Linked DNA regions of Homo sapiens: region 2 is linked to region 1. The links are chromatin loops, found by intact Hi-C in ENCODE. Cell type or tissue: dorsolateral prefrontal cortex. All regions are shown on one strand. Each heading gives the region's core, and the rest is flanking DNA. Links, peaks and the distances in the headings are about the cores only.

Evidence for each region. A loop is a pair of places that touch in the nucleus more often than their neighbours do. Peaks named below come from ENCODE experiments on the same cell type or tissue, not always from the same donor. Only the 100,000 strongest peaks of a DNase experiment are listed, where the experiment ranks them.
Region 2: it touches region 1 in a loop (4-fold over the local background); 1 of 110 quality-filtered maps calls a loop at or near these places.

Annotation. Positions count from the first base shown.
Region 1 is chr2:79,854,137-79,866,144 of GRCh38, forward strand. It overlaps CTNNA2 (catenin alpha 2), which reads left to right. Exons shown (of 19, transcript NM_001282597.3): 4 at 3,877-4,043. Among named protein-coding and RNA genes, the nearest start is that of MIR8080, 6.4 kb to the right of the region's middle. In dorsolateral prefrontal cortex, for the core only: CTCF peaks have their summits at 6,617 (motif pointing left) and 6,819; no DNase peak of the experiment used is centred there.
Region 2 is chr2:79,363,640-79,375,647 of GRCh38, forward strand. It overlaps a transcript of CTNNA2 not described here. Among named protein-coding and RNA genes, the nearest start is that of CTNNA2-AS1, 130 kb to the right of the region's middle. In dorsolateral prefrontal cortex, for the core only: a CTCF peak has its summit at 5,670; a DNase peak (open chromatin) is centred at 5,722; H3K4me3 peaks cover 680 bases; H3K27ac peaks cover 4,628 bases.

The DNA of each region.
Region 1 (12,008 bases), core at 3,647-8,646:
TATATTCTATCTTCAAACAATAAGTACTTTTATTGAGCATATGTTGTCTTGCTTCTAAGGAAGAAACACAAGAAGTGAAACCAACCAAAATATACACTTTTAAACCTGTAACCAGGAGATCACCAACTCTTCTTACTGCATTTTGGATGCTTGAAGTGGTTGTGATAGTAGTGGTATTAATGAATAATGATCACCCGTTATGGGTAAGGCCCCATGTTGGGTGCTTTGAATGCATCGTCTCTAATTTTAACTCTCATGGCAGTCTGTGAGGCAGCTGTCATTATTTTCCCTGTCATTTTACAGTTGACTGGACTGAAATACAAAGGTTGAATAAGCACTAGCTCACATATTTGGTAATAGTTGGGGTGGAGTCGAGATCTGAACCCAGGTCAATGTGACTTTGTTTATCCTTTTTCATCCATGAGTTAATACATGTAAAGCTTTTAGAACAATACTTATATAATAAGCCTTTATATAGAAGCACTACATACATGTTAAAATTGTTATTTTCCGTTGGTCCCTTATTTGGTAATGTTAATTTTTCTTCTTTTCAGCAGGTTGTAGTGGCTAGAGGACATCAAAGGCTTTACCGTGGAAATGTTGCTCTGAGTTAGGTCTATAATCAAGTACATGAGATTGAACAAGAATGTATATAAAAGAAGCAGGCAGATCTCTTGTACCCTCTCTTCACTGCCCCATTTCCCTCTTACACATGCATACTATTTCTTAGCGAAATATTTCAATCTTATAGAAAAAGCACTTTTCTCTACATTCCTGGGAAAGTAGCTAATTTTATCCTGATAAACTTGCTTATCAGTTTGCTTCAGTAATCTTAAAGCTGCAGGGACTAAGACCTATTAAAATTATAGCTGATTTGAGGTTGCCTTTCCTTTGGAATCCTTATCAACATGAAATCACTTGTATCTGCTTAAAATGAGCTTTTAGTTTAATTTGCTTTGAATGAAATCATCTTCTATTTATCTTAGAATAATCTCAGAATTTAGTGTGAGTTTTCCATCCAGAAAGGCAGATGGCATTTTCTAATGTGGGTCTCTCTCTCTCTCTGTCTTTCTCTTTCTTTCTCTCTCTCTCTGTCTGTCTCTTCCCTGTCTCCCTCTCACGGACATCTGCTGAGCCACTCTTGGGGTGCCTGCCGTGGGCCCCAGGTTGATTAGCTCCACCTAAGATCTCTGCACTGACACGTGTCACCCATCGGCTTTGAAGCAGTAGTGCTGACCAGATGGTTGGCATCTGCATGAAATGCCAGTACACTTCTGCCAGATGCCCGATGGTGCCGCTAAGACAGATGGAAGGAGTCGTTCTAGGCCCTCCAGAGCCCCTCGTTCTGGCAAGACCTGTCTTCTGGAATGATGTTGGTTCATTCCGAATGTTCAATCTCAACTTGAAAATATATTGGATTAGGCATGGTTCTTCAAGTAGTGCACAAGCTCCACCTGCAGGGAAGGGGTGTGACTGCCCTCTCCTCCTGGGGATCTCTGTTCTGCCAATAGCCCTACCTGAGTGACCTACTTTTAACCATGCTAGGGCTCATACCGATTTCACCTGCAGGAACTGGGATCAACCATGTAGCTACCTGGGTTCGTGTGCAGAATAAATCCCCCTTTCCCTTGAATAAGTGGATCTATTTCAACAGTAGCTGACTTACCTATTAATATCTTACACAAATTTGTCTAGCTCTACTTGTGGCACTTTTGTCAATAGTTTGTTGGATTTACCTTGGTGTATAATGTTCTTTCTACTTGCACTGTATAAAGTAGGGAAAAGGTGGCTTTCTTTCTCCCACCACACAGATATTTGCCAATGACTTTTTTTATTTGTGAGGAGGAGAGGCAAGAGGAGGAGATGTATGTAACCCTGTGGCAAGGGTAGGACACTTGGATTGAGCTCTAGGACCATACATCTTGAAAATTCATCATTGTGCCACTAGAGTAGTGAATTTTTAAGTTTCTCCCATGCTGTTGTTATATATCAAGCTATTTGTGTGTGCCTAGGCAAAAAGGCTAAGCTGGTTAGCAATATAAAATGCTTATTGTAGATGGTAGCCTCTTTTAAAAATCCAACAGTGCAATATATTTCCTTACACACCCACATTCCCGAGTATAAAAAGTATCACTGTGAGGGTTTAAATAACTACCACACTAGCTGAGAGAATTACTTTATATTCTGATCGGCCTATAAAATGGTAAGAGGTGTTTTTTATTTTTTCTTATGACTAGGACTAATTACAGGATGCACAGACTTTCCATGCTATCATTGGCTTCATTTAAATGAGCTAGATTTTGCTTAGTAGGTGAGTAGTAATCATTACTACAAAAATTGAATAAATTGTTTGATCTTGAGTTAAAAAATCTGTCATATTAACTGTACTCTTCAAGTTTATTGAAGCTTTTATACCCCTGTGTACACTCTGCTATATGAAGCTCCATTTATGGTTTCTCACAGTTTTCACTCCCCAAAGTGGATATCCACCCACTGATTTGGTTATCAGTCTCAATCCTTGTTAATTATCTCTTTGTTTCCCATTCCTGGGTCCCTTGATGCAAATATATACCTGACTCTTGTATCGTGTCAGCCCTCATCGTCAGCTTGAACCTTTTGTCTGGTCTTCACATCTAGTCAGCCCTTAGATCGGTTGGTTGTGTCACACAGATGCATTTTATACTCCCTCTCCCATCTCCTTGGTCCAGGCTCTCACCACTGCTCTCTCAGACTAAAACTGCATTTACCCTATTAACTGACTTCTCTGTCCTGGTCTTTTTCCCCTCCAGTTTATTTTATGTAATATGACTAAAATAATCTTCCAAAAATAAAAATCTATTATTGTAACTTCCCACCCTGCTGAGGGTAAAATCCAAACCTCTTACATGGTGTTCTAGGCATTACTGCCTCTCTCCAGCCCCCTTCCTCATGGGTTCTTCCAGAGAACTGCAGGTCTCTGTACTCAGCATGGGGCTCCAGGCTTCAGAGCCCACGAAGTGTTCATGCTGCCTGAGATCCCCTCCCCACCTTTGTTTTCCTGGTGAACACCTCTTTCTTTTTTGCATCCCATTAAAATGGACAGCTTCCCCCCAGTCTCACAATAAATGAGCAAATACCTCTCCCCTCTGTGTTGCCTACTTTCTTAATCTTGTCTCTTATGGCACTTAATTACTGTATTCTGATTATGTGTTGACATACCTGTTTACTCATGAGACTTTGAACTCCTTGTGCCTGGGTATTCTTAGTCAACTTTGTAATGGCAGAGCCTAGTACAGAATCTGACACAAGTGTGTGTTTAGTAAACATTTGTTTAATTGGTTTAGTTCTCTTCTAAATGTTTTCTATATTGGCAAATTGGTTACTAAGAGGATTAGAAGATTGGATCTTGGGTGCCTCTATGATGTGTTCTTGTCTGATTAGCTCAATTAGGAGTACAGTGTTAATGAGGCCAAGGTCTTAACTTTCAATTCCATGTGGAACAATTTGTACCTCGACTGTCAGTAACTTCAATGAGTTGCATGGTAAGTTGCCTGGTATCATTGGTTCCAAGGCAAATGCAGAGAGAGGATGATTAAGCTCAAGGCAAATCCATCTCAACTATTAGACAAATGGAATTAAATATACTCCTTATTGATGTGAAAAGCATGACTTCATACTTCAGTGTGAAATGAGCACCTTGTTTGGTCCACAGCACTTGTCCATGTGCACTGATGTACTTGACTTAAAGGGCTCTTTGCTGCAATAGAGGTGGCAGAAATACCACCTGGTCATCAGAGTTTTGCAATAAAAACAGTAATTGTCCATTCACAGATCTTTAGGATGGCCAGTCTCTAAGCCTCTTGTCTACCCACCTGCCTCTCCGTGTCTGTCTTCCAGGTGAGACGATGCGGATCGCCTCCTCCGAGTTTGCAGATGACCCTTGCTCGTCGGTAAAGCGCGGCACCATGGTACGGGCGGCAAGGGCTTTGCTCTCCGCGGTGACACGCTTACTCATCCTGGCGGACATGGCAGATGTCATGAGACTTTTATCCCATCTGAAAATTGTACGTATGTAGAACTTATCAAAACTTTCTTTATGTGAGTGGCAATCTTGACCGTGTGTATTACAGCTCTGGCCTCTACTCTAGATGTTTCATTGCTCACCAGATCAGTTCATTACCTACCCATGTGGTGCCCACGTCCAATTTTTTCTAATAATAAAATTATATTCAATAATATAGTCAAAGAGTTTTGTAAGACTCACTTGAATTATTATTTTTTTTCCTAAAAACTGAGAGTTTAGATTTCTCCTTACTTCCTGGAATGTGTAACAGTACATTCTTTTAGTCTACAGAGCCTGGACAGGGTGGACCTGCCTTTGTTCTATCTCAAGATTCGGAGCAATCTTGGTCCATGTGATAGTTCAGGTTGGGGTCAGCTCTGCTGAGCAGCTGACCACCTGTGCCCACCTTAGTGTGGATTACATGTTGAATATATTTTGCTATCTACTCTAGCCTTGCTCTCCTGTAGATATATGGATTTTGAATCATATATTGGCAATAAAAAGGGGCCCCATCCACAATTCCCGTGGCTAAAGTCAATCTTGTTTCACCAAGCCTGGCATCTAACATACCTGGATTGGTTCTCTGGGTGGGCACATACTTGTCCCACTAACCCATAGAACACCATTCTATGTGCCTTGCTTTTCATGGTTTCTTTTAATTCTTTTGTTTCCTAATAGAGGTGAAGCCCTGTTCTCATCACAAACTTTAATGGAATAGTGATTAAGGCTACCTCCCCAGTCCTTGACTACGGGTCGTTCTTCCATTTTTCTACTTGCTGATTGGTATCTAGTTGCAACAAGGATGGTTCAACACTTTAACAAAGATGATGTAACTTAGCTGCTTGGGAATATGGCCTCTGCTTAGAGAATCCCTACTCCATACCCTCAGTGAAATATGATTCCTGAACAATTGGCACCAACTCTGGACTGATCGCAGGGTACTTAGATGATGAGATGCAAACCACATTTTCCTTTTTGGAGAACCAACCAATTGCTCGCTTGGTTACCCCTGCTGTCCTGGGCATTCCTGGATTATCATGTTTCCTATCAGCCAATCTTCCTGTCTTATTTTCTTTATCAGTGAAAGCAGGTTATGAGGAGGGACCAGGGGAGATAGGAAATGAATAACAAGAGCGTGCTCTCACCTCACCATTGAGCTCAGATTTGTTCAGTAGGAGGAATCATCAAGAAATTACTTAAATCATAACTATTCTCTGTCAAAAAACCTTGGGCAGGATCTTTTACCGAAGGTGGCCCCAATAAAGTAGCCAAGATTTCCAAATTATGTATAAATTCTGGAAAAATATGAAAGGCCTCAAATTCCAACACCTGCAGCCTGAGCTCCGAGGTCATAAACATAAAGGTAGTGTATCTGTTTAGGGCTTCTATACAGGTCCCTGAGCAGCAGGGGACACCAAGAAACTGCTTGGAAGTTTTTTTTATTTTTATTTTTATTTTTTCCTCTCCTCCTTAGGAATGTTTCAGGGAATGGGTTCTGAAAGGCCAGGAAAGGCTCTTGAAATTGGATAAGCTGAGCAATTTGAGGAGAGTCTTTACCTGTTTCAGAGGCTGGTGAAGGGCAGTACAGTACTATAATTAACCATTTAGCTGCTGGAGTCAGAGTAACTGGGTTTCATCTTGGTTTGGTATCTACTTGCCATCTGTCTGGTAACCTACCAGATAAATCTCAGATATCTCATCTGTTAAAGTGGGGCTAATGGCAGTGGAGCCCTCAGGGTGGTGGGGAGGTTTGAATGGGGACGATTCCTGTGGAGCACTTATCCCAGAGAATGGCACAAAGTGAGTGTCCTGTCAGTGGCAGCTGAATAGGGAGTGTAAGATCACTGGAACCACTTGTAGGCTGCCACACTGGCTGCCATTCCTCCAGTCTGTCTCTGTTATATCCATCTTTTCAGTTACACAAAACTTCCTTCTCAAGCATGTTGGAAGAAAGGTTGTGTTATCTTTCCCTTACAGCCTAGTTAGTCTCCGAAGGCGATATTTTTAGATAAGTCTTTCCACAGAAGGACAATCTTCCTTTACCCCAGCAAGGAAATAATACGACTGAACCTAACAAAATTAACCTTACATCTCATATGTCATTGTTTGCTGTGTTGTGGAAGGCCCTGTCAGCAACTGTCAGGGAGTGATGATGGGCTGAATATCCTTGCTGAACTGCCTACACTCCACACTCGAGAAGTGTGATAAATCCAGGGCGATGACGCCATGTGTGGTACCAGTTGCCTCCTGCAGTCCTGCCTCTCATCCCACCTGTTTTGACCAGTGCTGTTGGCTCATCAGATCACAGAAGCCTGCTGTAATGGGGAGTCAATTGCAATCTCTTCTCCACACAGCCGAGTAAGGGAAGTTTTTTTTTTTTTTTTTTTAACGATTTAGCACAAAATCATGGAAAGGTCAACCTGGCAATATTAAGTAGTCCTGTCAGACTGTCAGTAGTAAAATTAAAAATGATTGTAGACTAAATAACACATTTGTTCTACTTAGAGTGCAGTGTCTGTAGCAAACAGCTGTGGTGGAATGTTGCTATCTTGTGGAGCAAGTGAGGAACTACAGTTTCTGGTGCCATCTGGTGTTTTCTCTCATGAACTATTGCCCCTACCCCCTAAAAGACAATACGTCAATAATTCATTGCAAACAAACATAGCACATAGTTCTACTCAGTAGTAGGGAGTATATCAGTTCTTTTGCGCAGAAGCATATCTTCTCAGGACGGATAAAGTAACGTATTGTCTGCAAGCTTCTATTTATTTGTTTTTCTGTAACTCAGGATGAAGAACATGTCAAATAGCTTTACATATTTTGATGAAGCAAGTTAGAAAATATTTACACCTTTCTCAAGGATTTTTTTAAATAAACAATGAGTTTCTTTACCACCTGGATGATAAAACATAGATGAGAAAGAAAAGAGTGACAGTTGCTTTCTAAGAAGAGTAAAGTAGTGACTCTGGTTTTCTAGTTGGGTTCAGATTGAGTAATACCCTGTAGTGAGACTACAGCCTCCTGCTGTGTTAACTGCTACATATCTCTTTTACCTTTAAGTGTTACACATAGTATTCTACTTTTTATCTTTCAGGCCATATGTCAAAATTTTATTTGTGTTCTTTCCAGATGTTAATTTTTCTCATCTCTGAGTAACTCAGAGGAACAAAGAGAGAATTACCTTTTTCCGCAGCAACTTATATTCATGTTTTTTCATCAGCAGTTCGCCAGGTTGATGAAGAATAGTCACTTGAGTAATCACAGGCAAATGTCGTTCAGCCTCTAAAAATGAGTAAAGGATTAGGAGCCCTGCTGAGGTCGTGTGGTTTGGCAGTGTGCAGGTCTTTGCATTTTGCTACTTGATAATTATGTTTAGGAACTTAAATTTATATGGCAACTGAGAAGTTCTTCTCAGATAACACATAGGTATCTTAGTTGCTCAAGTTATGCTACTTGTTCTATCATGCAAGTATTTGTGGTACTTTAATATTGAGTTCTCTTTGAGTATATATTAAAGATTCACATGACTGCAAAAGGTTTTTGCTGCTGCTGTTACTTTAAATTCAGGAGGATAGAGATAGAACAGTGGGTGACTTAGAGTTCTAGTGCCCAGTTAGCACCCAAGTGAGAATTTAATGTTCCTGAGTAAAGCTAAAGTAATCATTTACATTTCAGACACCATTTAAAAATACTGAATTATAATCAATTTTATTGTTGAAGTTGCTGACAAATGATTTCCTAGCCAGATACCTGGAATATCCTGCAATCAGTTCACATTGTCAGTGTGTTAAGTTGATATGTGGCATCCGGAATTTTAAAGGAATCCTGCATGTCAATCAGTGATCATGAAGAGGGACATTTATATTCCCTAGGCTCTGAACTAGTGTAATCAGATTATATTGTCAATTATTAGCATGAGCGATAGCAGGACACATAAACTCATGTAGATGTGTATGTCAGAGGAAACAATCACCTTTCTATCCTCAGGCTAGATCCTGGGATAATAATGTTCTTGATTATTTGATAATTTCTCTCTAGAAAATGGAATAGCAAGATACAAAATAGCAACCCTTAGTCAGCTTCTCCAGAAGTCAAGTTTCCTTAGTGGCTACCAAGGGCCAAATATAGTGCTGCTGTTCTAATGTGGGGGTGGGGGGCATTGATGAGACATGATGATCTTAACATTAACTGTGACTTTGTGAGTTTTGCATCAAACAGCCTCATGCAGCCTCAGTAGTGTATTATTTCTCAAGTCTACTTTTTAGTCCTGAAGTTCTAATGTGGCTCTTGTGTTTGAATAACAGTAGTCAATTGGTATCATAAAATAGCCTTGCCTCTCATTATAACTGCAGAAAATATGGCCCAGGTTTTTAGCATATCTTTTCTGTCATAGCTATCACAGTATTACCTTCATGCAGCTGCATTGTTCATGATTTATTTATTTATTCAGTTATACACTTAAGAACTATTTATTAGGTGCTGACCATATGCAAAACACTGTGCCAAGATGTATTATTTTAAGGGTGAATAAGACTAGGCTCCTGCCTTCAAAACCTTACAGGCTACTGGGGAGACATTAGGACATTAGCATAGAGTGCAATGCATGTTAGGAAAGGGTGCATATTGCTGTAGTCTCACCCAGATGGAAAATATAATTATGATGCTTTCTTTCATAAATAACAGAAAACCTAATTCTACCTAGTTTTTTAAAAAGGGAATATTTTGGCTCACCAAATTAAAAGTCCAGAGGTAATAGCTTCAGGCAAGGCTTGATCAAGGTGCAAAAGCATGACAAAACCAGGTTTTTCTTTCTTTCTCCTCCTTACTGAGGACTCTGTTCTCTGTAGCCCCTGATAGGAGGCCTCATAGTCTCAAAGTGCTTGCCAACCGTTTTGAAGGTTGCATGATCCTAGACTAAAGATAGCACAAAAGAGGAAATTCTCTTTCCTGGTAGCTCAAACAAACAAACAACAAAAAAAAGTTCTACAATCTTATTAGGCACAATTGGCCTCTCAGTCATGTGCATATCTCTGAGTTAATTATTTAGATGGATAACAGAATATGCTAATTTCTTAGTTAACATGGTCAGGACTCCTGCTCTTTGCTCACCCCAAGCTGGAAATGGGATCAGTTTAACCATATTGTATGGCTGCACAATTTAGGACAATAAGAGAAAGGATGATGTGGTTGGGAGAGGGAGGTCTCAAGATTGGGTCTCATTGAACTAAATGAGGTTTGCCTCTCCTCGAACCTATCGCTGGGCCTAGATTCAATAAGTCGGAGTCTCAAGTCCAAGCTGGGGGCTGAAAGTTGGGGATAAGTGGAAAGAGTTGGCCCCATCACAGAGTTGAGGGATGAATCATTCTGTCCAATGATGACAACACAACCACTCAGTCATTTAAACAGGGAACATTTAAATAATTCTTAACACTAATAGCAGTTTGGAATAACAAGGGATTAGCTCATAAGAAATGACAAGAACTCTTAAGGAATATGGGAATGGCAGATATGAGGAGAAGCTGCTACCCCTGGGGCTGGCATAGGGCACTCTAGGGAGGACCCCACCCTACCAGGCCTGAGATCCAGATGTTGTTGGAGGGTGTGGCCTTGGGTCACTTGATGACAAAGGAGTCACTAAGGTGCCACACAATATAATGGAGCTTGCTAGAAATCTGCCCTTTGGATTGTTGAGGAAAGCTGTTCATGGAGGGGTGTCTTGCTGGAGGCATTCTGCTACAGAATTGCACAGCGGGGCATACTGAGGGAAGCTGCTGGCCACCTGGTGCTGGAGAAGCTTCCTCTGCTGCAGGAGCCTGTTGAAGGAGCACACCAGAACCAGGAACCAAACCCTTTCCTCTGGCAGCGTCTATGCAACACCCTCTACTGACAAAGCTTAACATCAGGCCAACTGGGAAAGGAGTAATATTTCAGCGGCCCATCCATATTTTCATAGTGTTAGCAGAAAAGGTGAATTTGGATTTGATAGCCTATGCAGGAAAAGAGCATGTTACTGAAGGAAAATAGGGTTCTATTACCATAAGAAGGGAGATGATAGATTCAGGTCAGGCAACAGATTTTAACTACAGAAAGAGCTTTACGAACCAAGGAAAGAACAAAGGCATGAGATTAAGAGAGGAGTCTTGGAGTGTTTGAAACACCAGTGATTCTATTGTTGGTGCATAGTGGGCAAGGTGGGGAGAGGCAATAACAAAGTTGAACAGAGAGATCCAGGTTATGGACAGTCTTGGATAACATGATAATTAGTTTGCACTCTATATATAGGTTATGGGGAGCCACTGAGTAGTACTAATAATTTGATTCAGATTAGTGATTTAGAAAAATAATTTTGGTAGCAGTGTGGAGAAGGAATTAGAAGAGGAACACATAAAGAGACTGTTGAAATTATCTAGGCCAATGAATGAATGAAAAGCTGGCTAAGACAATGGCAGTGTTTATTGTGAAAAAGAGGTAGATTTTACAGATACTCAGGATATAGAGGCACAGTGAATAGAACTTGGAGACCAATCATATGGGGCAAGGCTTTAGAAACTCACCCTTTCTGAAAAATCAATGCAGCATAGCTCAGAAATTGAGTATGGGCTCTGGAGCAAACTACCTGGGCTCAAATCCAGGCTCCTACACTTACTTGCTGTGAGACTTCTGACAGGTTATACAACTCCTCTCCTCCGATTTCAGTCTCTACCGGATAAGCATAGGGAATAAGAAAACCATCAAATTCAAAGAACTGTTTTTTGGGACTAAATAAGATAGACGTAAGCCATTTAGAACACTATCTTGTATATCAGAAGAACTCAATGACACTGGTGTCATTTTTTTTTGTACAAACTGAAAATAACTTTGGAAATATATAATAAACTAAATTGTTGTGCTTTGTATAACACACTTATACACACATTTGTATAACACACATTGATGCGCTTTAAGCATCAATGACACTAGCATGTAATCATTCTTTGCTTCTGATGAAATCATTTTTTTCTTCCCTTGTTGACAAGGAAAGACACAATTTAATCAAGAAGACCAACTTAACTTTATGGGGCAGAAATATAAAGTATGATAATGCTGAGACACCAATGGCCATACCAGAGTATCTGATTAAATAAGTACAATAGTTAGATGGCGGGTCTTACATGCATTCATTCTTTCATGCATTTGGCCAACTCCTATTTCCAAGATAGTTATTTTTAAATTTCACTGTAAAAGTAGACTGTAACAAGAGATTTACATATGATCCATTAAATAGTTTTGTCAGTGTCACTTAAAATCCAGTCAACTTAGGTAACAATAGTAAACCCTGGAATGGGGTCAGTCTGTCCAAACAGAAATGATAATCATAACAGCAACGATTTCTAGTAATGGTATAGCCAGCAATTTTCTACAGGGAACCAGAACACACAGTGCAGGCAGGGATGTATCAGACTCCTCAATTCCACACTATCCCATCCCCAGATGCCGACCTTATGGTAGACTCTGCATAAATATTTAATGAATAAATGAATTATAGGGCTGCTTTATTTATTTATTTGTTTATTTATTTTGAGACGGAGTCTCGCACTGTCGCCCAGGCTGGAGTGCAGTGGCGCGATCTCGGCTCACTGCAAGCTCCGCCTCCCGGGTTCATGCCATTCTGGTGCCTCAGCCTCCTGAGTAGCTGGGACTATAGGCACCCACCACCACGCCTGGCTAATTTTTTGTATTTTTAGTAGAGACTGAGTTTCACTGTGTTAGCCAGGATGGTCTCGAAATCCTGACCTCGTGATCCGCCCGCCTCGGCCTCCCGAAGTGCTGGGATTACAGGCGTGAGCCACCGCGGCCAGCCTGCTTTTTTATGTTGAAGTAAGTAAGTACAGTTTCAACCAGGAAAATTAGACACTGATTTAATGACTATCTCAAACAATATGACACAGTTCTAGACTAAATAATAGGAGTAGACAGGCTTGCTTTA
Region 2 (12,008 bases), core at 2,626-7,625, 490 kb before region 1:
TGTCCCGTCTGACACTTGGTTAGGGACCATCTCTGAAACAAGAGTTTTCCTTTGCTGCTCTTAATGCCCTAGGGCCAAGGTCCCTAGATTACTATTCACTTTTGTACTCTATATAAGCCAAGTCATTACAGGCCCGAGGAGCAAACGAATTATACAGCACAGTGTTACCACTAAATCAACACCGTCCAAGAAGCAGTCCAGGACAGGCAATCACTCTCCTTGGGCCAGGCTAGTATGCAAATGAAAGGCAGAGAAGCAGGTCAAAGAGGATTGAATGTTACTGAGAAAGTCATTGAAAATAGCTAACTCCTGATTGGTAAAGCTCCTGGAACAGAGTTTCAATCCTTAATGTGACTTTGAGCTGGAGAAAAGGCATTACATCTAAAGGTACCCTTAACATGCATGGGGCACCACACTGCCATAGCAAATCATGTGTATTAAAGTCTTTCACAGTGTCAGGTCTTGGAGGAAAAAAATTGCCAGCAAGCAATTTTCAGGCTAGGCAAATGAGCTAAGTTGATTGTCAATAAAGGAGGATAAATAGAATACACTTAACTTATCCTCTGCCAAGAAAATTAGGACCAAAACTTCACCAAGACAAGTATTTGTGAAGGTTCATAACTGTGTGTCCACTTGGGGTTATAGAATGACTTACAAGATGTTGATTTCTTCCCCAGTGTATATTCAATGAGCAGCAACAAACTTCTCATATGTTTAAGTTCATACAGATCCACTGTCACTATAGGGCCAGTCTTATACTTAGGAGATCCACAAATATGTTGTGATTTATAGGGTTCTGCGAAAATCTACTCTTTCAGAATACAGTTTATCTTTTGCTAACTAGCATGTTGTTGGGTTTTGAAATTCTGTGGATAAAATATTATTCTCTTCACCTTTGACGAGAATAATACATTAAACAAAACCAGCATCTTGATGGGAATTTGGGTCATCTTTTGTACAGAAGCTGGAGAGTTCTTGACTGCTTTAGGTTGAATAAAGTCTAAAGTAAAAATTTCAAAAATTTCAAAGACAATCTTATCTAGGCTTCACTGAAGCCTAGAGAAGACCCAGAGAAAATGTAGCCTCATTCTCCATCAACTGTACTTTTATGTCAAAAGTAGATTTCTCATGTTAACTAAAGACTGAATTCTTTGTAAAAAGGGGTAAGGGGTAATTGTTTAGGAAGAGGAGGAATATGCAGAAACTATTTCTTAACTTTTATTTAAATTTTGTATATTTTTTGTTTCTTTGCTTACAAAACATACATCACTCTTCATAATTATCCCAGCAGCATCTTGAATCTTATGTGGGATTTATATTTTAGCATTCCTTGGTATGTGTAAAATATTTGAATAGGCTGGGCACAGTGGCTTATGCCTGTAATTCAATACTTTGGGAGGTGAGGTGGGTGGATCACCTGAGGTCAGGAGTTTGAGACCAGCCTGGCCAACATGCTGAAACCCCGCCTCTACTAAAAATACAAAAAAATTAGCTGAGCATGGTGGCGGGTGCCTGTAGTCCCAGCTACTCAGGAGACTGAGGCAGGAGAATTGCTCGAACCCAGGAGGCAGAGGTTGCAGTGAGTCGAGATCATGTCACTGCACTCCAGCCTGGGCAACAGAGCGAGACTCCATCTCAAAAATAAAAAAAAAAAGAATAAATTAAACCTGCAAATGAGAATTCAGAAAGTGACAAGATAATAGCCAAGGGTGGTGTCTCACACCTGTAATCCCAGCACTCTGGGAGGCCAAGGCAGGAGGATTGCTTGAGCCCAGGAGTTTGAAACCAGCCAAAGCAACATAGTGGGAACTCCATCTCTACAAATTTTTTTTTTAAATTAGCCAGGTGTGGTGGTGCATGCCTGTAGTCATAGCTACTCAGGAGTCTGAGGCAGGAGGATGGCCCAAGCCCAGGAGTTTCAGACTGTGGTGAGCTATGATGGCACCTGCATCTCAGCCTGAGTCACAAAGTGAGGCCCTGTCTAAAAAAAAAAAAGGAGAAAAAGGAAAAAAAAAAAAGGGAAGTGGGGGGGACATGACAAGATGATTCCAGGTTTTTTGTTTTTTGTTTTTTTGTTTTATGATTAGAGACGAGAAGGAAAATATGAATGTGACTCCTTCTTTGTGGTTCTTTCAGCCGCAGCAACTTTGCTTTGTACACTCTGTCTCCTGCCAAGAGAGCCCAGGGAAGGTAATGTCTCCTGGATCGTATGAAATGTTTCTGTAACGGTCACTGTAACTCACACCTTGATTTTTACCAGGTCGCTGGCAAGTGCGATGGATTGTAATTGCTGCACATTCATGAGGGCTTCTCAAGGTTACCCGGTGAGGGTTAATGTTCAGTTCATCCACCAGACTTATGAGGCGGAAGAGAAAATCTCTATTAGTTATTCTGCAGCATTAACAAAAAATTAGAGAACATAGTCTGTGCTCTTAAAAGAAGCCTCGTTGTTCTCTGCTAAAAGGCAAGAGATCACACACAGTAGGTCATGAGTGTGTGTCACGTGCAGGGCTAAGGAGGAGCTTCCCTTTGATAATGAAACAAACATTTAGCTTACCTAAGAGCTATGCAGAGTGAGGACAAGATGTGTCATCTGCAAAACAAAAATAAATAAATAAAGGCAGATTTCTAAAAGGCACACATCATTCAGAATTAAATTAATTCAATTAATTATGATGTTTTCATACAAGTGGAACACAGGCCGGCTAGGAACAAAGATTTTTCTTCCTTATATTAGGAACAATGACCTATTTTTCTGTGTTTGTGGGGCCTGTTTGGTGTGGGTTGTTTTTTCCTAATTATGTTCTCTTTTTGAGTTTTTCCCTGCCAGGGCACAGTGAATACCAAAAGAAGAATAAGACGGAGAGCTATTCCTCAGTGAAGCAGAGTTTACAACCCTTGTTCATTTTGGCCAAAGGCCAGCTGACTCTAGTTTACCTAACTTTTAGAGAGTTTCAGAAAAAAAAATGGAAGTAATATCCTGCCTTTGAGTATGGAGACAAAATTCTAATATCATAAGAGAGTTATCAGAGGTTAAGGCAGTTAGAAGGGTTCATTCATTCAACATTCAACACAAACTGTGAACACCTAACATTTGCCATGTACAAAGAAGGACGTTCTGCCTTGGACTAACATCCATTCCTGTGAGGGAAGAGAAGCAGCAGGTATTTTCATACTATATAAAATGTATAGTATATCAGATATAATTACTGTGAGAATAAGAAAAAGTGTTGGGTGAGTGGAAAGTGCTATTTAATATAAAGGGTGGTATGGGACGGTCTCACTGAGACATTTAAACAGAAAGATCTTGTTATTGAACAAAAGGTTTCTGTCCTCCCCAAATTCATATGTTTAAACCCTAATCTCCAATGTATGTGATGGTATTTGGAGATGGAGCCTTTGAGAGTTAATTAGGGTTACATTAGGTCATAAGGGTAGAGCCCTCATGATAGGGTTAGAGGGCTTATAAGAAGAGGAAGAGAGAGATCCTTTCTCATTCACTCTACTCCCGTGCATCACAGAAAGTCCATGTGGGGATACAGCAAGAAGGAGGCTGGCCATCCAAAAGCCAGGAAAAGGGCCCTTACCAGGAACTGAATCAGCTAGCACCTTAATCTTGGACTTTTAGCCTCCAGAGCTGTTAGAAAATACATTTCGGTTAAGCCAGCCAGTCTGCAATATTTTGTTATAGTAGTCCTAGCAGACTAAGATAGGCCTGAAGGAGGTGAGAGAAAAGAACACGCAAATAAGGGGAAAGCATCTCTGGCAGGGAAATTGAAAGTGCAAAGGCCCTAAGATGGCAGTATGTCCCATTTTCAAGGGACAGCAGGGAGGTCAGTGGGACTGGAGCCAGGTAAGCAATGGGTAGAGAAGTAGGAGATGATTTAGAAAGCTAATGGGGGAGGGAGATTTTATGAAGCCTTCTAGACCACTGTAGAACTGCAGCAGAAGAGTTTGTGGTCTGACTTTCTTAACTGCTGAGTTGAGAACCAACTAGAGGGGAGAAAAGGGCACATCAAGAACTCTTAGATGACTGCTTTCATCCAGGCAAGAGATGGGCTTTAGAGATGGAGACACCAGGTTGGCATTTACTCTGGCAATTAGAAATTATGGGCTATGAGGCATTAGTAAAAATGAGTAACTGATATTAGGCAGTTTCTAAGGGCCAGATCCAGGGCTAAGCAATTTACATGGATTATCTCAATTACTCTGGTGAGAGAGGTACCATTATTATAATCTGCAGTCTATAGATAAGGAATGTTCTGTATCTTCATTTCTTTATATACTAGAGAAAATAGTACTACCTACCTTACAGAGGTGTGGTAAAGATGAAATGCAATACTCCATGTAAATCACTTAGCTCAGTACCTGACACAGGGTATAAGCTCAATAAAAGATGACAATGGTTATCATTTTGTGATTTCATTAGGATAGATAAAATTTTGTCCACAAACTACCTACCTGTGGACATAGAAGACTGAAAAAGTCAGTACTCTTCATCATGCACTTACCTCAGTTTCAAATCAAGAGAAAGAATTAACACAAATCTGAGAAGCAGACTTTCTATATTTAACGTAAGACTCCTTTTGACAAATCTTTCTATGGTCTTTGCCTAGAGCAACTAGCACTTCCCTCTATCTGCACTGGCATTTTTCTCCTATTCTTGTTTCCTTGTCAGAGCTGTTCCTTTCCAATCCTGGCACAATGTTTCTTACTCTTCTGGGCTAAATTTCATGGTTCTCCCACACTTCTTAGAATTCCCTTCTGCAATAAAGCCTTCCCACAGTGTCACCACATCCTGTCCTGGACATCTTCCCGGCATTTCACCATGTAGCTACTCCATAGCTGGACGTTGTGCGGATTTCCTCTTTTTCAATGTTATCTGATTATTTCATTTGGAGTGGGCTCCATATTCTTGTAGACAACACTGATGCTTCCCCCGAACCACCATGGGCTCTCTGAACCTGGAAATGGAAAGACATCTTTGACATTTCCTCCATGAGACACATGACAGGCTTATTAGAGTGGGAGGTGGCACACACACAGCGCTGCCAGGAATTAAACGCTACACCCTTCCCTTTACCCTGAAATGGAGCATCCTACTGGGTCACTCAAGGTGATATGTATAGGCAACTTAGAGAAACACTCCATTAACAATGAAATTAAAGCTTTTTATCCAGTCACTTGTGTCCCTGGGTATCACACTTTATCACTTTGTTTAGATAAAGCTTTATTGGTCTAAGAGCAAAACTAGGTTTTGTTGTTGTTGTCGTTGTTATTGTTGTTTTCCCTAAAAGGCCTGGATGATGCTGCCGCTTGAAGAAGAAAATCTTTCTCCTGCCAGAGTCCTGCTTAACCTTAGCTGGGGGAGGTGATCTTTAACACTAACTATTAAAGTTTGAGCCCAGAGACTGGTGCTAATTCACCCTGACCAACCTCTCACACAGCCACAGAATTCTCCCCTGCACACCAGGGCACCACCACTGGGAGCTGTTGGCAATAAGGGAGTGGAGAAGGTAGAATGTGAGAGGCCCTCAGTCATCCACTCCTCTAGTCAGTAGCCTTCCACTCATAAATGGATAAAAACAAGAGCCATTTTTAGATTCAGCATTTCCTGGGGAGAACAATTCCAGCCCCAAACTTCAGATGTCAGCAGAGAACAGTGTGGGCTCTTTATGTTCCTCAAGAACATGCACACTGAGCTTCCCCCGCAGCCCCCGAGCACTGCCAGCTGCTGCTGCTGCGATCCCAGTGTCTGAGTTTGTGACTCGCCGGGAGATTGTCTGTTCCTGCTGCTTCCAATATCGTCTTGGCCTTTATGAAGGCACATGCACACGACTGTAGCGGCACCCCTGTCTCCGGCCCATTGTGGACATGACTGCTCTTCCAGTGTGGCTCCCCTGTGACAGGCACCTGCTCAGCAACCTACAGAAGCTCCCCCAGGTAGGTATCAATGCCCTAAATTTCCTTTCAAGCCTTCAAGGCTCACCCAACATAAATATCGCACACTCCTTGAAGAGCAACTTCTACTTTCATCAGATAACACTGATCTACTTTCCTCCTAACACTCCTTACACCTGCCTCCACCCTTTGCCCATATTGCTCCCATTTACCTCCACTGGGAGTATCTTCCCTTTACAACTTATTTAAATTCTGTCCAACGTTCAAGACACAGCTTAAGTCCCACCTCCCCTGAACACCTCTGGGATCACTTCAGTCCTCAGGGTTATTACAGTTATAATTGCTAGCGTGTAATTTCACAATTAATTTTCTTCTCCCTGTTTTGTGTGTTTGCATATTATCTACAAGGTTGTAAGATACTTGAGAAAAAGATCCAGATATTTTACTACTGTCAATCTAATTCTGGCGAAGAGGAGGTGCTCAACTTTATGAAGCTACAACTGGGCCAATGCCTTGTAGAATGTTAAATAGAGGACAAGATTTTGACCTCAGTATCAGAGCATACAAAGATAATCTGACACTCCCTCTCATAATCCCTGTGAAAGTCCACATTCTCTACACAGAGAGAAAGGATTAGGCTCTCTGGTTTTGTTTGCTATAATCTTAGAATAATTCTAACCCTGCACTGAGCAAGGACAAATTACTCAACTTTCAAAATTGAAAGATCACTCAGAAATTATGTAACACAAAGGCAGAGAAGAAACTTGAAGCCCAAAGAAGTGAAGTTTCCTGCCCCAAACCACAGAGTGGATGAATGATAGAACTAGGAACAAACCCTAAAGCTTTTGAAATCCCAGCCAAAACTCCTGAGTGAATATTTGCAGGTTGCCCTCCTTCATTTTCTTTAGAGTCTGGATGTTAGCAATAGAAAATCATTGGAAAAATACTTTCTGAGTGCTTTCTCTGCCTCTAGCTCTATGCTAGGGCATGTGGGCTACGAAGAAAAGGAAATAAAAATAAAATGAACCTATCTTTGCACTCAGGACTCCTGAACTCCCTGTATTATTTTTTAAAGCAATGATCTTAACTTTTTTTTTTTTCTGAGGCATAGAACCCACTGAGAATATAATTAAAATTAAGGCTTAGGGAAGTGCATGTATGCACAAACCAACAAAACACTGTGCTTCATTTTAGAGTTTTGCTGAGCTCTCATACCTCCAGGTTATAGTCTCTTTCTGAAATCTTCAAAAATAGAGTCATGGTTTTATAATTTACAGAGTCCAGATGTAGTCCTCGCCTTTTTCTCCACCCTTTTGAGTGACTGGTGGGAAGGCAGCAATCACAGCTTCATCTCTTCCCTAAATAAATAAGCACTTCCCTGAGTGCCTCAACTCCATTGCTCCAGATGTCACACTGGATGAATGGCTCATTTAGGGCTCAGCAGGACCCAGGTCATGCACTGAGCTGATCAGCTTTTCTGTGTCCTGCCCTTGCCACTCAGAGAAGTTTCTCTGCCACTCTGCCTGCTTGGAAAATCCACACTCCCCTTAGGAGGCCTGGAAGCCGAATAACTTCTAGCATGGTTCTGGCAAGCCTGGGGAAGAGGGGAGGGGTCTGGTGCCTTCTCTTGGGACTTTTATTAGACAATACTGGTGAAAGGCCCACGGGGTGTTTTAAGTGGTGGCTCTGGCATAAAAGATGCGATGGAAGGAGCACTTCTCTCAGAAGCCATATATCATGAGGCTTCTCCAGACAGGAGAAGGTGGGAAACAGATGGAGACGAGCAGGCAAATGCACCGCAGGGACACAGCTTGAGTGGGAGGGTGTGAGGAGGCAACTGAAGCTATCAGCAGCAGCAGACAGAGGGAAAAGACTCACGATGTGGAACCGACATATGGAAAGTCGGAGTGGGAAACAGAAGACAGGACCCAACAGCAAGAGACTCATTCTCACAACATGTAGAACCAAGAGATGAACCAGGCTCCTTCTCTGGCAGACAAAAGAAACTCCGTCACTGCTAAAGACTTATTTCTGCACCCAAGAAAATGAGTTGGCCTGAGAAAGGTTAGGGTAGGAATTCCCTACCCTACTTTGCAGGAGGAACATGGTTAAAAATTCTAGGTCTTCCTAGAGTGAACTACAGTCCCAGATTGCCTGGAACTATCCCAGTTTTATGGCTAAAAGTTCTAGAATAATTTCCTATCAGTCCTGGGCAAAGTAGGTCAACTGGTCACTCTATGACACCCTTAATGATTCTGATCCTTTAGTTTTCAATGAAACCCGGAAATCTGCAGCACTACCCAGGACTCCTGGTGATCCTGGTGCTAGGGAATAGGGAGGTTGCTCCACTGGGGACACTTATAAGCACTGTACATTTAATCCCCGGTATAACTTGTCAAGATGATCTGGAAGAAGAAAGAATAAAAAAGGAAGAAAAGCAGAAAGAGTTGATGGCTTCTGAAAACTCTAAAACAGCCATTCTCCACCTTTTGAATCCCATGGGAAGCTTTGAAAACCATGGATACCTGGGCCCTTGCCTGGACAATTACATCAGGTTCTCCGGGGTGAACCTGAGGTGAGGCCTCAGCAGTGGCACAAGTGAGAATCATTGTTCTGGGATTCCTGATTTCCTGACTGATGGCATCTGGTGGCAGGCAGGGAGCTATACTGAGTGCCTACACCTGTACAAAATAGCACTGCACCCTAGCTGACAGGAGGAACGAAGTCCCTCTTTCTAAAGTATTATTTTTCCTCCTTGATGTCACTGCCCAGCAAAGAAGCAGTCCCAGGTCATGTTAGAGTTACCTACTCATTTGTATTTAACCCTGCGCTCCAGGAATTACAGAAAATGAGTCTGCAGGAAACGTGTCCAGGTCTTCTCCATTCCCAAGGTAATCATGTGCTCTGTGTATATCCTACTCGAGGTTCTACCATTGAAAGCCAGGCATGTACTTCTTTATTTTCTGTGGCTAATAGAAAGGGGGAAAAGGATTTCTGCAAAAATTGAAAGAAAACTAAAAGATTCCTGTGCAGGAGAGAAGAATCAAAACTGGTGATAGAATATGACAAAGAAGAGAAAAGAAAAGGGGGACAGGGGAGAAGCAACACAAAGGGCTGTTTTTCAGGACAGATCCCTTGAATCAATACCTCCCCAGAATACAAAGACATTCAACGGTTAAAAACCAGAGATCGACAAGAACAGTTATTCTGCACCAAATGAAAGGATATACGGTATGGCATTGATTATACCCAAAGGCTATAAGGCAATTGAACGTTAATTGGCAGAGGCCTACCAAAGGTATACAATCTTGAAGGACCTATCAGGAAAAAAGAGAAGTTGCTAAAACTTTTTAAACCTGGACTTCCTTTCCAATTCCATGGTTTCTTCAGAAGACAAACAACTCCCCAGGTTTTACAACTGGGAAATATAGCTCCCTACAAATGGACAGCAGCATAGTATAGGAACCTAATAAAAGATAATAAGGTGAATAAAAAGGGTGGTATAATCCTTGGCAAAATGTATAGCAATATGAAAATTTTTGTAATAAATTGTTATAATGGTTTGCGTTGTGAATTAGAATAGCAAATACTTTGTTACAGAGTACTTACATTTTATTTTTTAGCTATCACAGCTCAAAACTAAATGTAGACGTGTGACTCTATGATACCTTCTGGCTAAAGATTGCATCTTTATCATCAGAGCAATATATATCAGGTTGATTTATTAACACTCTATCTCCAATTGGCTCTATGCAATGTGCAGACAAATAAACACGTAAATGAATAAGTAAAATATTTTTAAAGTATTCCTGCCCTCTAGAACCTTATACTCCCTGATAATTATTCTTACTGAAACATACAGAATACTATTAAACGTAGTGATTCATACCTGCAGAAGAAAAATATGCCCTTTTCTGTAACAGGAGAATGCCTGAATAATGATAGCACTGAAATTGATGCCATCATTATCAGCTTGCATTTTTCAAGCACTCAGTCAGTGCAGGGCAAAGAACTGCAGAAGGGACTACAAACAGGGATAAAAAGCAGGCTCTGCCCTAAATGAGCCCACAGCCTGGATGGAGGGAGAGGAGGGAAACATACACAAAAAAACGGTAACTCCCTGGAAGCATTTTTTTAAATACCCAGTGAGTTACACAGACCTTAAATGGTGTTGGATGGCAGTGCAATCACAAGCTTTTACATGTGCTTTATGGTGTCTAATCACATTCATTATCATATTTAATTCTCACAATAACCTGTTGATATGAGTGTTAAATCTCCATCTTACAGATAAGAAAATTGAGACTCAGAGCATTTAAGCAGCCAGCCTGGAGTCACAGAGATTTAAGTCTCAGAGCCAGCACTCAGGATGAGTGCCAATGGAAGCCTGTCCTTGGAGTCCAGAATGAACGTCAGAAGCAACCCAGCCACAGCAGGAGACTGTCCATGAATGTCATCTGGCTGAACCTAAAGGCAAGACCTTTTTAACTTATCTCATTCAAGCTTATTCTTCGTACTCTTTCACTAATTCCAATTAAGAATATTTCATGCTCATGATAGGATTTGCCATTTTTCCCACTTGCCAAGTCCCTGATTATTCATCATCATCACCAGCAACAACAGCAGCAGCAGCAGCAGCAGAAATAGAGAATTACTTGTTCAAGTAGTAAAACCTTCTGTGGAAGTCTAGTGCATAACAATGCATACCTTCCCCTGTCTCTAACCCTCTTGTTTTCTAAAATTAACATCTCTGAGATATAGAAAGACATGCAAAGGGGCATGGATCTGGTATTTTAGCTGCTACAAAATAAGCACAAATACAATAATGGGGCGACTTCATACTTAACTTTTGTCATTATAAAATCTAAGACTGATTCATGGACTGACATGCAGGAAGAAATAAAATTCTTTATCTCCTTCCAGGGGAGAAGGGTTTCTCAGTTTCCTGGGAATAAGCATCATTAGAGTAATATATATATATTTTTCTATTGTGCTTCTTCGGTTTTACATTTAGTCAACATTCTCTATTATTCTGAGCAATAGACTCTTCTGAAATTTTCATTTCTGTAGATGATGTATATTTTTTATCTTTTTTCTGTGTCTTCATTGATATTTTAGTGGAAATTTGGGAGATGATGTATCAGCAGCAACTAGCCAAGCACCATTTTAAACTAAAATCCGATGGAAATTTAATTTGATTGCACTACAAATGTTAACTCCATGAGATTTTTTTTCCTCCCATCAAGTGTGTCTCTCCTTCCCATTAGGCATATTTGGATAGTGCAAATGGGTGACTTGACTGGAAGCAGAAAGAGATTCATTCCATTCCAATTTTGAATATGACAGTTGTGAAGTCAGGCTCATGACCTGTGTGCCAATTTACAATCTAATAAAAATTTAAATGCTTGAATTATTAACAGAGAGTGAGGGATGGAGCTTAGAATGGAAACATTTATAATGAAGTGACGATTTTCAGCATAATAGAGTTGCTCATTTTTGGAACATCCTATATGCATATTCCTTGTGGTTTCATAGCCCGTAAATTGTTTGTTGTTGGGTCTCATTTTGAATTCTCTTTACTATTTCATTCTGTTCTGCATCAGCAATCAGGGCAGCTGTGGATACTAACACAGTTTAATTTTTTAAAAAACCATACGCTTTACGGTCAGACATACCTGGATTCAAATTCTGATTCTGATTTTTACTTGCATTGTGAGATCTGATAGCGTGTTTCATCTTGTTGACCAAGTTAGCCTGCAACAACTACCTTGTAAGCTTTTTGTAAGAATTGCAGTAAATAAGTGAAAATATTTCTGACCGTGCCTGGCATGTAGTAGTTGTTCATTAATGAGTATAAGAGCTTTTCGCCATCGTTCCTTCTTTATTCTGCCATGTAATTTAGAAGAAAGAGTCCTCAAAGATCATGCATTAATTGATTCAATAAAGCATTCATTCATTCATGTGACATTTATACAGTGTCGACTCTAGGCCTGGGAATTCTCAGAGCTAAGAATATAAGAAATACTGAGACCTTCAAAAATGTTATAGACTAATGAAGAAAATAGGCCTGTTAAAAATACTCTATACTAGGGAAAAATGAATGATAT